Linked DNA regions of Homo sapiens: regions 1, 2 and 4 are each linked to region 3. The links are chromatin contacts, found by Hi-C or POLR2A ChIA-PET in ENCODE. All regions are on one chromosome and are shown on one strand. The core of a region is the stretch at or near the end of the contact, and the rest is flanking DNA. Distances in the headings are between cores, read along the strand shown.

The links. Hi-C counts contacts between places; a loop is a spot of excess contacts on that map. ChIA-PET counts read pairs that join two places held with the same protein, here RNA polymerase II (POLR2A). Pooled maps may share reads with other maps.
Region 1: a pooled map shows a loop between it and region 3 (4-fold over the local background). The contact joins two enhancer-like sites. A Hi-C loop is called at or near these places in 9 of 168 maps with a recorded cell type or tissue (CD14-positive monocyte, CD4-positive, alpha-beta T cell, CD8-positive, alpha-beta T cell and 3 more), 3 of 37 single-sample maps with no recorded cell type and 12 of 50 pooled maps. POLR2A ChIA-PET finds 5 or more read pairs at or near these places in 1 of 52 experiments (activated T-cell).
Region 2: a map with no recorded cell type shows a loop between it and region 3 (11-fold over the local background). The contact joins the promoter of SMIM41-AS1 here to the enhancer-like site in region 3. A Hi-C loop is called at or near these places in 2 of 37 single-sample maps with no recorded cell type and 4 of 50 pooled maps. POLR2A ChIA-PET finds 5 or more read pairs at or near these places in 1 of 52 experiments (OCI-LY7).
Region 4: a pooled map shows a loop between it and region 3 (9-fold over the local background). The contact joins the promoter of NR4A1 here to the enhancer-like site in region 3. A Hi-C loop is called at or near these places in 6 of 50 pooled maps. POLR2A ChIA-PET finds 5 or more read pairs at or near these places in 2 of 52 experiments (B cell and activated CD4-positive, alpha-beta T cell).

The regions. Positions count from the first base shown.
Region 1 is chr12:50,824,104-50,826,803 of GRCh38, forward strand. No RefSeq gene overlaps it. Among named protein-coding and RNA genes, the nearest start is that of TMPRSS12, 17 kb to the right of the region's middle. Within about 2 kb of position 1,413, at least 3 of the 41 ENCODE cell types and tissues checked have a DNase peak (open chromatin) inside an H3K27ac peak, as active enhancers do.
Region 2 is chr12:52,116,877-52,119,576 of GRCh38, forward strand. It overlaps SMIM41-AS1 (SMIM41 antisense RNA 1), which reads right to left and starts at 1,342. Exons shown (of 4, transcript XR_007063312.1): 1 at 1,017-1,342. RefSeq lists enhancers at 1-40, 1,404-1,643, 1,964-2,103, 2,114-2,173, 2,204-2,253.
Region 3 is chr12:51,367,768-51,370,467 of GRCh38, forward strand. All of the region lies in intron 4 of GALNT6 (polypeptide N-acetylgalactosaminyltransferase 6), which reads right to left. Among named protein-coding and RNA genes, the nearest start is that of GALNT6, 22 kb to the right of the region's middle. RefSeq lists an enhancer at 1,559-1,708. Within about 2 kb of position 1,289, at least 7 of the 41 ENCODE cell types and tissues checked have a DNase peak (open chromatin) inside an H3K27ac peak, as active enhancers do.
Region 4 is chr12:52,050,120-52,052,819 of GRCh38, forward strand. NR4A1 (nuclear receptor subfamily 4 group A member 1) reads left to right here and starts at 1,323. Exons shown (of 7, transcript NM_173157.3): 1 at 1,323-1,449. It overlaps LOC107984510 (a long non-coding RNA gene), which reads right to left and starts at 1,035. Exons shown (of 2, transcript XR_001749148.3): 1 at 1-1,035. RefSeq lists a silencer at 958-1,367 and an enhancer at 1,459-2,016.

The DNA.
Region 1 (2,700 bases), core at 163-2,662, 540 kb before region 3:
CCAAGGTTCCCTATGTACATAATATACATAGTCATGTAATTTCCTTAATACTAAAATTTATTGAGTGCTTAGGCGCCAGGAAATGTGTTCAGGTAATGCTAAAGTAGTGCCATTCATACATTCAGCAGATACTTATCGAAGGCCTTTTCTATTCCAAGCATTACTAGGAAAAAAGTGATGAACGAAGCCGTGTTACAGCTCGTGTTGAACTTAGGTCTTAATGTCATCCTTGAGACTGGTATTTGCCTAAGGTTATATAAGCATTATTAAGGGATCTAAGATTTAAACCCAATTTCTAACTGCCCACTCTAAAATATTAATAGTAGTCCCTCCCCAGTACCCCTAACACAACCCTTATTAAACTCTAGGAGGAGACTGTCTAATTTTGTGCTCTGCTATCTCCCCACAGTCTAGGAAACCATCCCCACAGTCTAATCTAGTTCACTGGAGGGCTTCATAATGCAGATGCTCCTTTACTGTTTTATTGTTTGTGGTTTTTGTTGTTGTTGTTGCTGTTGTTTATTTGAGACGGAGCTTTGCTCTTGTTGCCCAGGCTGGAGTGCAATGGCGTGATCTCAGCTCACTGCAACCTCCGCCTCCCGGGTTCAAATGATTCTCCTGCCTCAGCCTCCGGAGTAGCTGGGATTACAGGCACGTGCCACCACGCCTGGCTAATTTTTGTATTTTTAGTAGAGATGGGGTTTCACCTTGGTCAGGCTGTTCTCGAACTCGTGACCTCAGGTGACCCACCCGCCTTGGTCTCCCAAAGTGCTGGGATTACAGGTGTGCACGCCTGACCTCCTCTACTGTTAATGATGGAGTTATATCCTGATAAACCCATGGTAAGTTGAAAGTATTGTAAATTAAAAATTCATTTAATACACCTAACCTAGCAAACATCATAGCTTAGCCTGGCCTACCTTAGACGTGCTCAGAATGCTTAGATTACCCTATAGGTAAATCATCTGGCAACACAGTAGACTGCAGAGTAACAGTTGTTAACCCTCTTGATCACATGGCTGACTGGGAGCTGCGGCTCTCTGCCACTGCCCAGCATTGCCAGAGTATTATACTGAATATCACCAGCCCAGGAAAAGATCAAAATTTGAAGCGTGTTTCCTAATGAATGAGTATCGTTTTCACACCATCATAAAGTCAAAAAATTGTAAGTTGAACCATTGTAAGTTGGGAACTTTGTTAAATCAATGAAGGTCTGAGTTCAAACTCACTAAGGTACAGACAGGTTTGAAACTTTGCCCAAGGTTACACAGTAAATAAGAAAACCAGGGTTCATACCTAGGTCTGATAAACTCCAAAGTTGTTTTAACTATCAGAATATACCTTCTTTCTTACGTGTGGTGTGGAAGAGTCTGAAAAACTTTATTCCATTGCGTCATAACCTATTATGAAAGACTTTAAAGGTTTTATTTAAATGTGTCCACTAGATGGCAACCCTCCATTTTAAAATCACAGAAGTTTTACACACTGATTTACACAGCTCTAACTCCAAAATTACTTTTTTTCTTTCCTGTTTTTTTTTTTTTTTTTTTTGAAACATGGTCTTGCCATGTTGCCCAGGTTGACCTTGAACTAGTGAGCTCAAGCAGTCCACCTACCTTGGCCTCCCAAAGTGCTGAGATTAGAGGCATGAGCCACCATGCCCAGCCCAGTCCCTGTTTTAATATTTACACAGATCCATAAATAATGCATGCTGGATTGCAGTATTTTTTTTAGAAGTTTATAAATGGTACCTTAATACTGTATCATTCCATAAATGAACGATCAAGTAGACCAGAGGAAATTTAGTGAGGAACGTAGGTATGGTGATTTAATAATTAATTTTGGAACAAAATGATCAAAGTTTTGCCCAACTGACAGCTCTTAGAATTTAATGCCGCATCTGGGGAAAAGGCTTGCCAATTTTTTTTTTTAATTCAGAAAAGCTGCAAATAACATAGGCTAAGTTTACAAAACATTTAAACAAAAACTGCCTTAGAGTTCTTAGCAATAAATTTTTTAAAAGGAAAAGGCCACATCTTGCCAGCTGTAGTCAAAGATAATCAAAATAAATGGAATTCCTATGAATTAACTATGTACTAAGTATTGTGGTAGGTGAAGGATGCCAAATACATATGAACCATGGTTTTTCACAAGCTCAAACTCTGCTTCTGGAGATGACAAAAGAGAACAAAAGGGCCCTCAACTTTTCACTTTATCATTGTGCACAAACACCTAGAATTCTATACCCAGTAAAAACACTCATCAATCCAAAAGACAAGAAAGGAGAGAAAAAGAAAGAAACAGGTGGGACAAACAGCCCAAAATAAGATGGTAGAAATCAATCCATATGTATCAATAATCATAATAAATGTAAACAAACTGGGCATTTTAGTTAAATGACAAAGATTGTCAGGTTGAATTAGGAAATAATATCTAACTATATGGTACTTATAAGAGGTAAATCTAAAATATAAGGAAACAGCAGGGCTGAAGACTTGGTACTTTAAGTAAAAACATGGAAAAAGTTATACCAAATATTAGCCAAAAGCAAGCTGGCATAACTATATTGAACAAGATAGACTTTAAAGCAAAAATAATTACTTGGGACAAAATCAGCCACTAAAAAAAATAAAAGACTCAGGTCTGGCGTCATGGCTCACACCTGTAATCATAGCACTTTGGGAGGCCGAGGTGGGCGGA
Region 2 (2,700 bases), core at 92-2,591, 750 kb after region 3:
TTTTCTTTCTATAATGCTCCATGCACTTGAAGGGTTAAAAAGGCATACCGAGAATCAGTGTCAATGTTTACAGTCTTACCTTCATGGAGTTCTAAGGCCCAAATTAAAGCAATGGGTTCAGCTTTCTGGGCTGAAGTGCCCTGGGGCAACGATCTGGCTTCAACAACAGTGTACAGGGTTACCACTGCATACCCTGCACATCTCTCTCCTTGTAGGTTGATGAAGCTGCTCCCGTCCACGTGTAGTTCCCAGTCTACTGATGCCCAAGGCTGGTCCCGGAGGTCAGATCTACTAGAGTCAACTGAGTCAAACACTTCTACACAATCATGCCCGACAGGGCTCTCTGATACTGGGAGCAAGGTGGTGGGGTTTAGGGTGTTCCAAACTTCAATGGTTATACGGAGATTTTCACAGAGCAAACTTTGGTACTTGGTGAGTCTAGCATTCGTTAGCCAATGATGTCCTTTAGTATTCATTAAAGTCAACACAGCATGGGGAGCCTTTATGTTCAGGTTTTGCCCAAGAGTCAGCTTATTTGCTTCTTGTACTAGCAGGGCAGTTGCTGCCAAGGCCCTCAAACACAGGGGCCATCCTTTAGGAACCCCATCTAGTTGTTTAGAGAGGTAGGCCACTGGCCTCGGCCAGGGCCCCACAGTTTGGATGAAAACTCCAACTGCCATCTTTTCTCTCTCTGACACATACAATGTAAAAGGCTTTGTCAGATCGGGTAGCCCCAGGGCTGGGGCTGACATAAGTTTTTTCCTTTAACTCATGAAAGGCTTGCTGTTGTTGAGATCCCCATTCAAAAGGTTCCCGGTCCCCCACTTTGTGACCTCATACAAAGGCTTGGCTAATACTGCAAAGTTTGGGATCCACAGTCTACAAAACCCCACAGCTCCTAAGAATTCTCTCACTTGCCTTCTGCTCTTAGGCTCCAGTAGATTGCAAATGACCTGCTTTCTTTCTGATCCCAGGCTGCATTCCCCGTGTCGGATAGTAAATCCCAAGTAACGTACCTGCTGTCGACAGATCTCAGCTTTTTTCTTGGACACCTTATACCCACAGTCCTCCAGGCGCTGGAGTAGGGCATCCGTTCCCTTGGCGCACCTGACTGCCGTGGGGTGTCTCAGCAAAAGGTCATCAACGTACTGGAGCAACACGCAGCCTAGGTCTCTGGTGGGAAGCTTCTGGAGGTCTGTAGCCAACGCCTCCCTGAAGATGGTGGGGGAGCTCTGGAACCCTTGGGGAAGCCGGGTCCAAGTGTACTGAGTAGTGATACCTGACTCCGGATCTTCCCACTGAAAGGCAAACAGCTTCTGGCTCTCGGGAGCTAATCTGATACGAAAGAAAGCGTCTTTCAGGTCCAAGCAGGTGAACCAGCTGTCCTCAGCTGGCAGCAATCCCAACAACGTGTACGGGTTAGGTACTGTTGGATGTAAAGTCACTGTAGCTTGATTAACCAAGCGCAAATCCTGTACCGGCCTGTAGTCCTTGGTCCCTGGCTTGGGAACAGGCAGGAGGGGAGTGTATACTTGGCATGAAGTACAGCAAATGGAAAAACTTAAATTTTAAAAAAAGAAGAGGTGGGTAGGATGAGGCCAGGCGCAGTGCTTGTAATCCCAGCACTTCGGGAGATCAATGGTGTGAGCCAGTCTAAACCTCCATCTGTGACCTGAAGCTGGCCTATGGGCTGCCGATTTTTGACCTCTGATGACTGACAGGGCTGTCTTCAGTTTCAGTTCCCTCCTGAGCATCAGAGCCATACACAGAACAGCCTACCAGATGCTTTCACTGGGATGTCCTAAGACCTCTCAGTTTCCATGTGTTCAAAACCACACTTGTCATCTCCAAGCTGATTCATCGTGGGTTTCTGTTCCTAGTGATGATACATAAGCACCCCATTGCCCCGGCCAGACCCCCAGGAGACCTCCAAGGCCCTGAGCATTCCTTCCCCTCTTTCAGTGGGTCTCCATGATTTCTTGGCTCTACTCACTTGTGGCATGCCAGGTCTCACGAACGCAGGCCTCCATAACAACTGTTTCAGTACTGGCTGAGTGGTTAAGTTAAATATTAAATAGCCAGTGCCCTGACAATCCTAGAGTCCATGCCCTCCCCATTTCTTTGCCTCCCCATTTCAGGCCCCTACCCTCCCTCACCTGGACCATCTTCACAGCCTCCTAACTGGTGCAGCTATTTACATTTGAATTAATTAAAAGGGGCCAGGCTCAGTGGCTCATGCCTGTAATCCCAGCACTTTGGGAGGCTGAGGTGGTGGATCACCTGAGGTCAGGAGTTCGAAACTAGCCTGGCCAACAAAGTGAAACCCCCGTCTCTACTAAAGATACACAATTTAGCCGGGAGTGGTGTCGCGTGCCTGTAGTCCCAGCTACTTGGGAGGCTGAGGCAGGAGAACTGCTTGAACCCGGGAGGTGGAGGTTGCGGTGAGCCAAGATTGCACCACTGCACTCTAGCCTGGGTGACAAAGCAAGACTCCGTCTCAAAAAAAAAAAAAATTAATTGAAAGGAAATAATGTTTAAAAATTAGTTCCTGCGTCTTACTAGCCTCATTATTTCAAGGGCTCAATAGCCACACTTCCTTACTGCAGAAAGTCCTGTGGGAGCATGTTGCCCTGTGATCATGTTTACTTTGCCTAAGCCCGCCCTGGGGGTCATTTCCCTCCTGCTAGAGTCCAGTCTCCT
Region 3 (2,700 bases), core at 39-2,538:
GAGCTGGAGTGTGTGCCGGTGTGGGTGAGGTAGGTGTCTTCATGGTGACTTCTTTATTTAATCTTCTCTATGATAGTTAACAACTCTATGAAACAGGGAGTATTGTCCCCAGTGTTTATAGATGGGGAAAGTAAGACTCAAAGTGACTAGCCCAGGGTGGCAGAAGCACAAAGGGCAGCAGCAGGATCCTAGCCAGTCTGCATGTGAGGACTCCCCACCTTCTCCCTCCAGGGGAAGTGAGGCCATGGAATTTTTTTTTTTTTTAATTTTTTAATTCTGGAGCAGATTAAGATCAGAAGGCCAAGGACTTAATGCACCTGAGTTTCAAGGTGGTCTCTTGACCACCAGTGAGGCCACGGACTTTTTTTTTTAAATTTTTTTATTCTGGAGCAGATTAAGATGAGAAGGCCAAGGACTTAATGCACCCGAGTTTCAAGGTGGTCTCTGCTTCCTCTCGCAGTCACCCAAGGCCTTGCCATTTCCCTGTGTGTGAGATCCCGGGAGGGAAAGGGAGAGAAAGGGGTTTGTTGAAGCTGTTCTTTAGTCACTGTCCTGGAGAGTGGCGCCTAGGAGAAGGAAAGTCTCTATAATTTGGAATTTCAGCTTTTTCCTTCTTTTTTTTTCCATGTTTTTTTTTTTTTTCTTCTTTTTTTTGGAGACAGAGTCTTACTCTGTCGCCCAGGCTGGAGTGCAGTGGTGCAATCTCGACTCACCACAACCTCCACCTCCTGGGTTCAAGCAATTATCCTGCTTCAGCCTCCCAAGTAGCTGAGATTATTGGCACCTGCCACCACGCCCCGCTAATTTTTTGTATTTTTTGTGAAGATGGGGCTTCACCATGTTGGCCAGGCTGGTCTCGAATTCCTGACCTCAAGTGATCTGCCCGCCTCGGCCTCCCAAAGAGTTGGAATTACAGGCGTGAGCCACTACGCCCCGCCCACTTTTTCCTTCTTCAATCCTACTGGACAGACAGGTGAGGTGATTATGACATGGCGCTCATTTATGAATGGATTCTTCAGGCAGTCATCTGAGGAGGGGGCTGTATCTTACTTAACTCCAGGAATGAGGCCTCTTATCTCTGGGGGCCAGGACCTCAGGAATCAAAATCAGCCTCATGCAGCAGCCTCAGCCCAGCACTCACTCCACAAATGTCTGTCAATGTGCTGCCAGGTGCCAGATGCTGTTCTGGGAAGGGAGGGGCCTGGTCTGGGTCCTGCCCTTTGAGACTCATAGTGCACCTGCAGCCCCGGGTGCTGGCCCTGACAGGAAGGAGGGAGGAAGCCCAGGCTCCTCAGCATGGCTGCTGTGTTTCCCCGAGAGCTTGCCCAGCTCTGCGCACAGGAAGTTCACGGTAGTGGAGATAACCCACGGACAAAACATCATAGGAAGTGGGTTTTGTGGTGAGAGACAGTGAAGCACTGAGCTGTGAACCTCAGGGGGGGCCCCGAGCACTACAAAGCCCTTCTCCCACGCCTTCCTTCCAGTCTGGTGAGGCCAGACCCAGGGATTCTCAGCCTGAGAGGCTTCCAGCCTCTGGCCTCAAGCCCTTCTGGGGAGACAACTCCCCTAAGCAATGCCCCTCGTGATACTCCACCTGTTCCACCCCCAGACCTACTGGACAGACCCAGAACTGAGGAGACTGGAGCTGAGCATAGCTGTACCGGTGAGCCCAGCCACACACTCATGTCCCCGCCGTGACAGCCTTCCAACTTAGGTTCAACACCCCACCACCCCAACCAGCTTCACTCCTCACAACTCAAGTCCACAAGACCCCTGGGATGCCAACACAGACACCGCACTCAGTTCCATGATCTGAAGTATCATGCAGATGGCTCCCAGGGATTCCTTCCTGACCTTGCCATCTTCACTTGGATGTGGAACAAAATGGAAAATTCAACATATGCCCAAAACAGGCTCTGAATTTCCCCTGCAAATCTGCCCCCCAGTCTCCCTCACGTCAGTACACGGTGCCAGCATCCCTCCAGCTGCTCTAACCTGGAAGTCATGCTAGAATCCCCCCTGCTGTCCCCTTCCACAATCAGCACATCTGCAGGTACTGCCAGCTCTCTCTCTCATCCCCACAGTCACTGCTTTTCTGCCTTCTATACCACTCTCCTCAATCTATTCTTGACACGGCAGCTACTGTGAGAAGTAAAATTCTCTCTAAAAATCATAAATCAGATCATGTCACTACAGCGGCTTCAAATTGTATTTAAAAACAAATCCATGGTGTTTCCTTATGGAAAGGTATGATGGTTCCTTAAAAAAAACTAAAGACAGAATTACCATATGATCCAGCAATTCCACTTTTGGGCATATACCCTGAAGAGCTGAAAGCAGAGACTTGGATATTTGCACACCAATGTTCACAGCAGCATTAGTCACGATAGCCAAAGGCAGAAACAGCCTCAGTGTCCATCAGCGAATGAACGGACAAACAAAATGTGGTGTATACATACAATAGAATAGTATTCAGCCTTAAAAAGTAAATTCTGGGCCGGGTTTGGTGGCTCACGCCTGTAATCTCAGCACTTTGGGAGGCCAAGGTGGGTGGATCACCTGAGGTCAGGAGTTCGAGACCAGCCTGACCAACACGGAGAAACCCTGTCTCTACTAAAAATTCAGAATTAGCCAGCACGTGCCTGTAATCCCAACTACTCGGGAGGCCGAGGCAGGAGAATCACTTGAACCCAGGAGGTG
Region 4 (2,700 bases), core at 73-2,572, 680 kb after region 3:
CTTACTTTTCCGTGAGGGCTCCCCAGGCTCAGGAGAGATCAGGGTGGAAGGGTGACGGCCAAACCAGGGAAGGCTCCAGGTGGCTGAAGCCTGGTCTGTGCCCAGCAGGGCCCTGGCGGGCTGTTCCTCACTCCACCGGGCAGGTGATAACTGGTCAGAGCTGCCTCCCCACAGGTGCTGGAGGTAGGCTGGGAGGGCCGGTGCTCCCTGATGTGGACAGGGGGAGGGGTATTGATAAGAGGCGTGGAGAGATCCCTAGAGATGCAGTCTGTGGCCCTGGGTTCCAACCCAGTGTGCCACCACCTGGCTGTGTGACCTTCAGCAAGTGCCATTATTTCTCTGAGCCTGTTTGTTTATAAAATGAGGAAGAGTTGGCACAAGTTTGAAAAGATTTCTCAGGCTCCACCCGGTTCTGAAATTCGGTAATTTCCCAACTAGGGTGCACTCCCCCTGTAAGGGGCTGGGGAGGGGACGGTGCGAAACCAAGTTCAGCTTGTGGAGCGGAGCCAGAGCTGTTGGCCGAGCTTGGGCCTGGCCAACGCCTGCCCTCGGGAAGGTCCTGTGTAGGGAGACTGCCTGGAGGGACTAAGCGAGGGCTCTAACTGACGTCTCAGGGGCAGCCTCTCAGCCTGAGACCCTGCTGGGGAAGCCGCGTCCTGTGCACTAGCTGCGCCTAGGGCTGAGGTGAGGGCGCAGGCTCCCCAGGGTGTGTCCGAATTGCCCGCCTCAGCCCGCGGCCTGTCCTGACCGCCCAGCAGCGGCAGCAGCGACACCCTAGGGCTCCAGGAAGGGCTTGGGAAGGTGTAAAGGCGGGGCTAGGCTCGGAGGGAGCCGGAGGGACCGGGCGCGGTTGGCTCCCGGGAGCAACTGGAGAGTGAGGAGATCCTCATCCGGGGAAGCCCCGCGGCCGCGTCTCTACAGCGCCCCTTCTCGGGCTCTGGCCCTCCCGCTGGTTATTCTGGACCTGGGGGCCCCCAGCTGGGACCCGAGTCCGGTGCGGGGAGCCTAGTGGGCCTGGGAGCTGCTATTTTTAGCGGGCGCGGCGGGCGCGAGGAGCCTATTTATAGATCAAACAATCCGCGCTCCCTGCGTCAATGGAACCCCGCGTGCGTCACGCGCGCAGACATTCCAGGCCCCCCCTCCTCGCCCCGCCCCCTCGGGCTCCCCGGGCCGCACCTCCCCCTGGCCGCCTCCCGCCGGAACCGCACCGCCCCCCGCGCCCTTGTATGGCCAAAGCTCGACGGGCGGCCTGCGTCAGTGGCGCCCCCGCCCCTCCCCGTGCGTCACGGAGCGCTTAAGAGGAGGGTCGGGCTCGGCCGGGGAGTCCCAGTGGCGGAGGCTACGAAACTTGGGGGAGTGCACAGAAGAACTTCGGGAGCGCACGCGGGACCAGGGACCAGGCTGAGACTCGGGGCGCCAGTCCGGGCAGGGGCAGCGGGAGCCGGCCGGGTAGGTTCCCTTCGGGGAACGTGCATCTGTTTTTAGGAGCGGTGCATGAAGGAGATGGGTGTACGCGCGGGCAGAGAGGATGTTGTAGGGCCGGCATGCAAGAGGGTAGGTGTAGTGTGCAGCTGTAGCACAACGGGATGAGAACCCAGGTCAGACTGGAAACTACTGGGTGCGGGGTAGGAGGTAGGGGAGGTTGACTACCTGCAAAGTGGAAGCTGTAGGGGGTTGGGGTTGGCGCCGGGAGTAGGGACTTGTCCAGCAGGCGGCTGGCCTTAGTTCAGTCTCCTAGGGTGCCCAACTGGGCGCACGGTGCTCTGAACTTGGGTGGGTGTGGATGGGGGTCACAGCACCGTGGGGGAACAGGTACACAGAGCTTTGGCGCTGCTGGGATCCGTACGATTCTAACTGGGATTGGATTTCCAAAAGGCCCTCCTTCCTCCCAGCCTGTCAGCTCCCTCCCAGTGTCCCGGTTGTTTTCTTAACACTTTAGAGGCTGTGGCTGAGTTGGCAGGGGTTCCCCACCCTGAACTTTCTGTCTGAGGTGCGTTAGGAAGCCTCCGGATCATTGAAGGAAGTGACTGGCTTGGTGGCTGACCTGTGGAGGGCTGCTTGCTGTGTATTGAATAAAGGAGGCTTCTTGGGGTCGGGGCAGGGTCTCTGTAAGCACAGGGAGAATTGATTTCGCTGGGGCTTGGATCACGTGTGTGTGTGTGTGTGTGTGTGTGTGTGTGTGTGTGAGAGAGAGAGAGAGAGAGAGAGAAAGAGAGACAGAGGTGGAAACCCTTGTCCTTGGGGATCCTGGATAGAAGTTGCCAGTGTTGGAGTCTTGGGGCGGTGCTGCCTAGAGGATACCTCCCAACCATTCCAGCTCCAGATGCTGATCATCCCTATGCCCCCTCCCCCAGTAGTCTCTGTTGGATCTTACAGGTAGGGTGCAGCCTGAGGCTTGTTCAGCAGAACAGGTGCAAGCCACATTGTTGCCAAGACCTGCCTGAAGCCGGATTCTCCCCACTGCCTCCTTCAACCCCGCCTCTTCCTCCTCCTGTGGGACTGCTCCCCCCTCCTGTGAGGCTAGATGTAGGTCCATATCTTGTGTTGTTAAGAACCTGCATGAAGGGGGAGGGACTGATGGGGGTTGATCCGGATGTGGGACGTCCAGGTGGAGAAACAGGATTTGAATAAGGCAGGAACAAGCGCCCAGTTCTGCCCAACTGCTGTCTTTCCTCCTTCACCCCCAGCCCATCCCTGGCC